Regions from separate parts of the Homo sapiens genome. Here region 1 is linked to region 2. The links are chromatin loops, found by intact Hi-C in ENCODE. Cell type or tissue: MCF 10A. All regions are shown on one strand. Links, peaks and the distances in the headings refer to the core of each region. The heading gives the core; the rest is flanking DNA. Region 1 overlaps SCN2B (sodium voltage-gated channel beta subunit 2). Region 2 has its middle 10 kb from the start of DSCAML1.

Region 1 (2,908 bases), core at 202-2,701, 360 kb before region 2:
TGGGTTGCTCCTGGCTGCACGGGGATGGACTGGAGTGGCCGGGGTTGGGGAGGCCCTTGAGCAGGAAGGGTCTGGATGGTAAGGCAGTGCAGGTGCGGAGATACGGGCTGGATGCCACACTCACCTGGGAGGCAGGGGCTGCCCCGGGAGACAGTTCATCTGTTTAGACACTTAAAAAAAAAAAAAAAAACCAAGAAGAAAATAATTACCTCATAGGTTGCTGTAGGGTGGAAAGAGGAGTGAAGAGATTAACTTCCAGTCTCTGCAAGAGACAGCATTTGGCAGATGAGCAAATTTTTATAGTCTCTGCAAGATGGGCTAGTTAGAACAGTGGATGACACGAGGCCTGAGGGCCCAGATGTGCCTTGGAGACAGCGGGTGGCCCGCCACTGCTGAGGTTTTGGATCTAAGATCAGAAGCCTCATCCCGTTGATGATCTTTTCCCTTCTGTGAGTTGAAAATCAGGAGACACAGGCCCCAGACCTGGTCTCAAATGGGACAACCAGGAAGATTGTGGGCCCCCCTTGTATGGAGGTTCCTTTAAATGGTACAATTCCCTGCTGGCGGGCCTGCCTGGAGTTGGACCTGCCATATAGTCGGCAAGAGATCGGATGCCTTGGAATGGGGCTCACTTCACCACTCAGCTTCAATGCCTCAACCCAGTCTGGAGCCAGGCAGGCTGGCTTCAGATTCTAGCTTCGCCTCTTACTAGCCGTGAACTTGGGCTCGTCTCTTAACTTCTTTGTGCTCCATCTTCCTCATCCGGAATGTGGGAGCGATAACAGGTTTTGTTAGTATTAAATGAGGTGATGTATGTAGAGTATGTAGACAGTGCCTGGCTCGTTGTAAGCATTTTGTAAGGGTTTGTGGCTGTGATGAAGTCCTTTCTGTGGCCTTGGCCATGCATTCGGGTGCTTTCCCGAAGCAGGAGAGTTAATCAAGAGACCAGAGTTTTGCTCACAGCTCTGACCTTGTTGAGCCATGGTCCCCTCGTCTTTAATGAGGGCCCGGACTGGCGGGAGGTCTGAGGCCAGCACCCTAGAGCTGCTGGGATTCTGGTGAGGCCACAGGCTTACGTGGAGATATTGGATTAGGGGCTAGGAACCATGATTCTGGCCTCAGCTTGTCCCTATTCTCTGTGTGTGGCTCTCATGGCCTTTCCTCACCGGTAAAACAATGGGGCTAGATCTACGGTTTCTGATCTCAGCTCCAGCTGTGGCTCCGGATCCCATGCTCGCTCCGCAGGATGGAACTTGACGTTTGACTCTGTGACCACTAGAGGGCACGCGTGTTCCGCCCGGTACCTTCTGCAGGGCCCCGCTGCAGGGTGGGGAGGGGGAGCCCGCATTGCACCTCTCCGGCTGCCCCCGTCCTGCCGGCCAGAAAAGGCGCCCCCGCACTCCTCTCTACCCTGCCCTCCCCCACGGCAGGGTGCTAGCTCCTTCGAGATGGTGAGGTTCAAGTTCTAATCTGGAGCACTGCCTTGGGCTTGGTGGGGGGCAGAGGCCCGCACAGAGTCCGCCGGGCTTCGCAGAACGCAGACTTTTTGGTCTGGGGAGCCCCTGGGAAGATGATCGACCTTCCAAGGGAAGAGCTAGAGGGATAGGACATTCCTGGGATGGGAGGTAAGCTCAGGACAAGCACTGTCAGTGCCTTCCCTCAGAGCTCTGGGCCTCTGCAGATGAAGATGCTGTTGGCATTTTCTGCACACCTCCTCCTTGGCTGGTGCGCTGCCAGATGCTTTCAGAACGGCGATGAAAGTACAGGAGATGGAATTGGGCTTTGTTCTTCCTGACAGGGGCCCACTCAGCCTCCCCAGTCCTTATTCCCCTAATGAGCACTTAAGCTCACACCTGGAATCCTCGGCCCTGGACTCCTCCTCTAGAAAACGCAGATGGTGACAGCTGTCTCCCAGCTTGGAGAACAGATGAGGTCCCCATGCCTACCCCTCCATCCAGGGCTGCTGCCAGTTCAGAGAATCTCTGGTTCTTAAGTCCTGCCATTTGCCCTGGTCACTCGGGCCAGGGGCGGGGCTGGCAGAAGGGTGCTCCAGGCAGATGTTGATTTCCCTGCAGGCTGCAGGGCGGCTGCTTCTACGGCTTTGTGAAGAAAAAAAAAAAGTTTGAAAAATAGGAGCCCTGCAGGCCTGGGCTGTTCGCCAATTCCTACGGACTGGTTGGAGTGGGGCAGTCTCCAAGGTGCCCTCAGGCCAGGCCAGAGGCTCCCCTAGAAGCCCTTCCTGTTTGCAAGGCAGAACTTGGGGAGAATTGAGGATAATAGCAGCTACCATTTGCTGAATACTTACTGCTTCTTTTCATTATCGAAACAACCCTGGGAGATCGGTGTCACCAACTGCGTTTTACAAAGGAGTAGCCCCCACTCTTCCAGCTTCTGATGCTGGAGCTGGGATTGAACCCAAGTCTAGTCTCATCCCCTTGTCTATGCGATTCCCACATCAGCCTCTATCGGGCTCATCTGGACAGCCTCCCAGCAGCCCCCATACTCCCCAACCCTGCAGGGACCTCCTATCACACTCCAAAGAGGAAACTCCTAATTCCATATCCTAGCCCACAAAGCCTTTGTGAGCTGGTCCCTGCCTAACTCTTGGACCTCAGGTCTCACCATGCACCCCCTCGGTCATTCTGCTCCCTCTGCCTCAGGCACACGAAACTCCTTCCAGCCACTGGGACTTGGCCCCTGGGAGTACACTTGCCTGGGAACTCGACTCGCTCAAAACTTCAACGGGCTCACTCTCTCACTTCAGGTGGGCGCTGCCTGTGTGTCCCCCTCAGAGCAGTCTTCCCTGCCCACCCGACATCAGACAATGCCCCTCTACCTTGCCGAGTGTCTCTACCTACAACTCCATGATTTTTTTCCTTGTTGATGTCTATCCTTCTCCCCAGAATAT
Region 2 (2,908 bases), core at 136-2,635:
TTTGTTGACTATCAAGTATGTGCCAGACACTGTATTAGTGTTTTTGACAAGCTTAAGTGGATAGTGTTTATGAAACTACAGAACATAAACCTTCTAGTTTATCTTCTAGTTCAGGATTTCCCAAATGCCAGCCCCAAGACCTATGCTAAGCTTCTTACATCCAAATACTGGGAAACAGAAAATACAGATCCCGGATTCTGTAGTCTGGGATCTCTCTCTCCTTCACCTCACCTGTGCCTGTGTGCATGTGTAGTTGTGTGGTTTCGGAGCCACTGAGACCCAGAGATGGCAAATGCTCTCAGGGGATAGCATGTCGCATGCCAGGGGCTTCGGGCATGCGCCTATTATCTTTTCCAGAGGGGCAGGGACAGCCCAGCCATGGTCTCAGGACTCCTCCTAAAGGTTTGACCCATAGGAATGTGTCGGCAGATTGCCCAGAATATAGAGTCCGAAGGCCTTCTAATTCTATATTTTGTCACTTAATGGCTCTGTCATTTAGTGCCTGCATAATTTTTAGCAAGTCACTCTCTTTCTGAAGCCTCAATTTCCTCATCTGTAACATGCGGATATTGATGTCTGTCTTGCTGTGGTATCTTCATGTGAGCATACTTTGAAAACTGCAGGCCGGGCGCGGTAGCTCACGCCTGTAATCGCACCACTTTGGGAAGCCTAGGCGGGCGGATCACGAGGTCAGGAGTTCAGGACCAGCCTGGCCTACAAAGTGAAACCCCATCTCTACTAAAAATGCAAAAATTAGCTGGGTGTGGTGGCATGCACCTGTAGTCCCAGCTACTCGGGAGGCTGAGGTGGGAGAATCATTTGAACCCAGGAGGTGGAGGTTGCAGTGAGCCGAGACCACGCCTTTGCACTCTAGCCTGGGTGAAAACTGCAAAGCTCCAATTTTTAACTCCGACGAAAGCCAGAACCAGACTGAGTTTTCAAAGGAGAAACCCTTCAGGCTGAATTTTCTTCCACTTCTTCCAAGTCCAGCTGTATCTAATATTGAAAGATAATCTCCATGGAGGAGCCCCCATCCCGCCCAAAGGTTTCTCATACTCAGTCTTTGGGCGACACCTGCTGGCCATGGCAGGTACTGTGACCTTCTCTAGCTAAACAACTCTGCGGAGAAAACTTGCCCATCTCCTTAGACATTCACAGCCACGCTGCAGGGTCGGTGTTCTGTTCCCACTTCCACAGACCAAAAAGGTGAGACTTGGTCCTCCCAGCTCATGAGAAGTGCGGTGAATCTCTGACTCCAGGTTCTTGGCTCCATCTCATCCCTTCTTGCTCTTAGGCTGGGCGGAGTGGGGAGTCATTTCCTCCCAGGCAGAGGAGATCTCCCACCCCCCAAATCATTCTGAAGTAGGTACTGGGATTTGGGGCAAGGCCAGGGTTGGAGCCTAGGACAGGCCTGGTCAAGAAAGACTCATCCTTGTGTCAACAACCCCACCAGGCAGACCACCACATCCAGTTCCCCATCTGCAGAGCAACTAGACTGATGGCAGGGGCTTCAGCGATAAAAATTCACTCTGAGGAGGCAGAGAGATGCCATTTGGTCAGGCTGTGTGGTGAGGAGCTGGGGACAGGCTACCCGCTGAGCCTGTTGCCTCTGTGCCCACTGTGTGGGGAAGTGGCTAGCCTGAAATCTGGCGTGTGGCTTGGGGGAAGCGGGTGCCCCGGCCAAGGAACTTCTCAGTCAGGAGGCAAAAAGTATTGTGATTGAGAAAGAGGATTTGGCCTCATCCTTGAGAGATGCACACAAAATGATCAATGGATGAAATTATGTAACACAAGAAATTTGCTTCAGAAAAATTCATGGTGATGGGAGGGGAGCATAGATGAAACAAAAAACTGGCCATGAGTCAACTCTTGTAGCATCTGGGAAATGAGTGCATAATAATTCGTTATACTGTTCTCCCCACTTTTGTATATTCTTGAAATTTTCCATGTTCAAACTTTAAAAAATGTAACAGCAGTAACACTACCACCACCACCAAAGTCAATACATAGAATGATGAGTTTGAAATTAGACTGCCTTGAGCATCTGACGCTGCGTGAATTGGACAACTTAGTTAATTTCTCTATGTCTCAGTTTCACTGTCTGTAAAATGGGGATGATAATAATCATACCAGTCTTATAGGGTTGTTTGGAGATTATGCATCTGGAGTAATTAGCATAGTGCTGGGCCCACAGCAAGTGCTCAATTATAATCATTGTTATTAGTAGGAGTCCAGGACTCTGATTATGATTTGCCAAAAGAAGAAGCTACTTTGGCTGATGCAGACAAACAATTAGCCCGCCAGTTCAGCTCAGAGTTTGGACCGATGAGTCTTTGAGGACACAGCTCTGAACTGCCATGTGCCAGATGTGTGGGTGTCTCAGATGGGTAGACACACCATAGAGTCAGGCTTTCCTGAGCCCCTGCAGGGAGGCCTTTTCCCTGCCTCTCTGCATATCCTTCCCATTGCTCAAGCCCAACTCACATCCTACCTTGGTTTTTACTGACCACTCCTTTCTCTGAGCTTAAGCAGCTCTCTTCACAGACTTATCGAACCCCTTGCCCTAGGTGAGACTGTAAAGATCATCCAACCCAGCCACATCATCATAGCTTCATTCGACAAACAGTCATCAAAGACCTGCCTTGGGTACTGAGGATGGAGTGGTGAACAAGGTGGGCAAGAGTCTGAAGGCAACAGGGCCTAGGAGGGAGGTAAACACCACTTAGCTGAGCGCAGGCCAGGCGGTCAGGAGCCCTGGACCTAAGCCCTGACTCTGCCATGTGACCTGGGACGCCCTTCACCTGCCAGCCACTGTTTCCTAGGCACTTGCAGGAGATGCTCCCCAGGTCCCTTCACACTCTGACCTGCTGACTCTGAGCATGTAGGCTTCCCTGTGTTGCTCTTTAAA

What was found. Peaks named below come from ENCODE experiments on the same cell type or tissue, not always from the same donor. Only the 100,000 strongest peaks of a DNase experiment are listed, where the experiment ranks them.
Region 1: it touches region 2 in a loop (5-fold over the local background); 12 of 110 quality-filtered maps call a loop at or near these places.

What each region holds. Positions count from the first base shown.
Region 1 is chr11:118,170,175-118,173,082 of GRCh38, reverse strand. The region is part of intron 1 of SCN2B (sodium voltage-gated channel beta subunit 2); the gene reads left to right. Among named protein-coding and RNA genes, the nearest start is that of SCN2B, 5.0 kb to the left of the region's middle. In MCF 10A, for the core only: a CTCF peak has its summit at 1,270 (motif pointing right); a DNase peak (open chromatin) is centred at 1,262.
Region 2 is chr11:117,805,834-117,808,741 of GRCh38, reverse strand. It overlaps a transcript of DSCAML1 not described here. Among named protein-coding and RNA genes, the nearest start is that of DSCAML1, 10 kb to the right of the region's middle. In MCF 10A, for the core only: a CTCF peak has its summit at 1,076 (motif pointing left); a DNase peak (open chromatin) is centred at 1,071.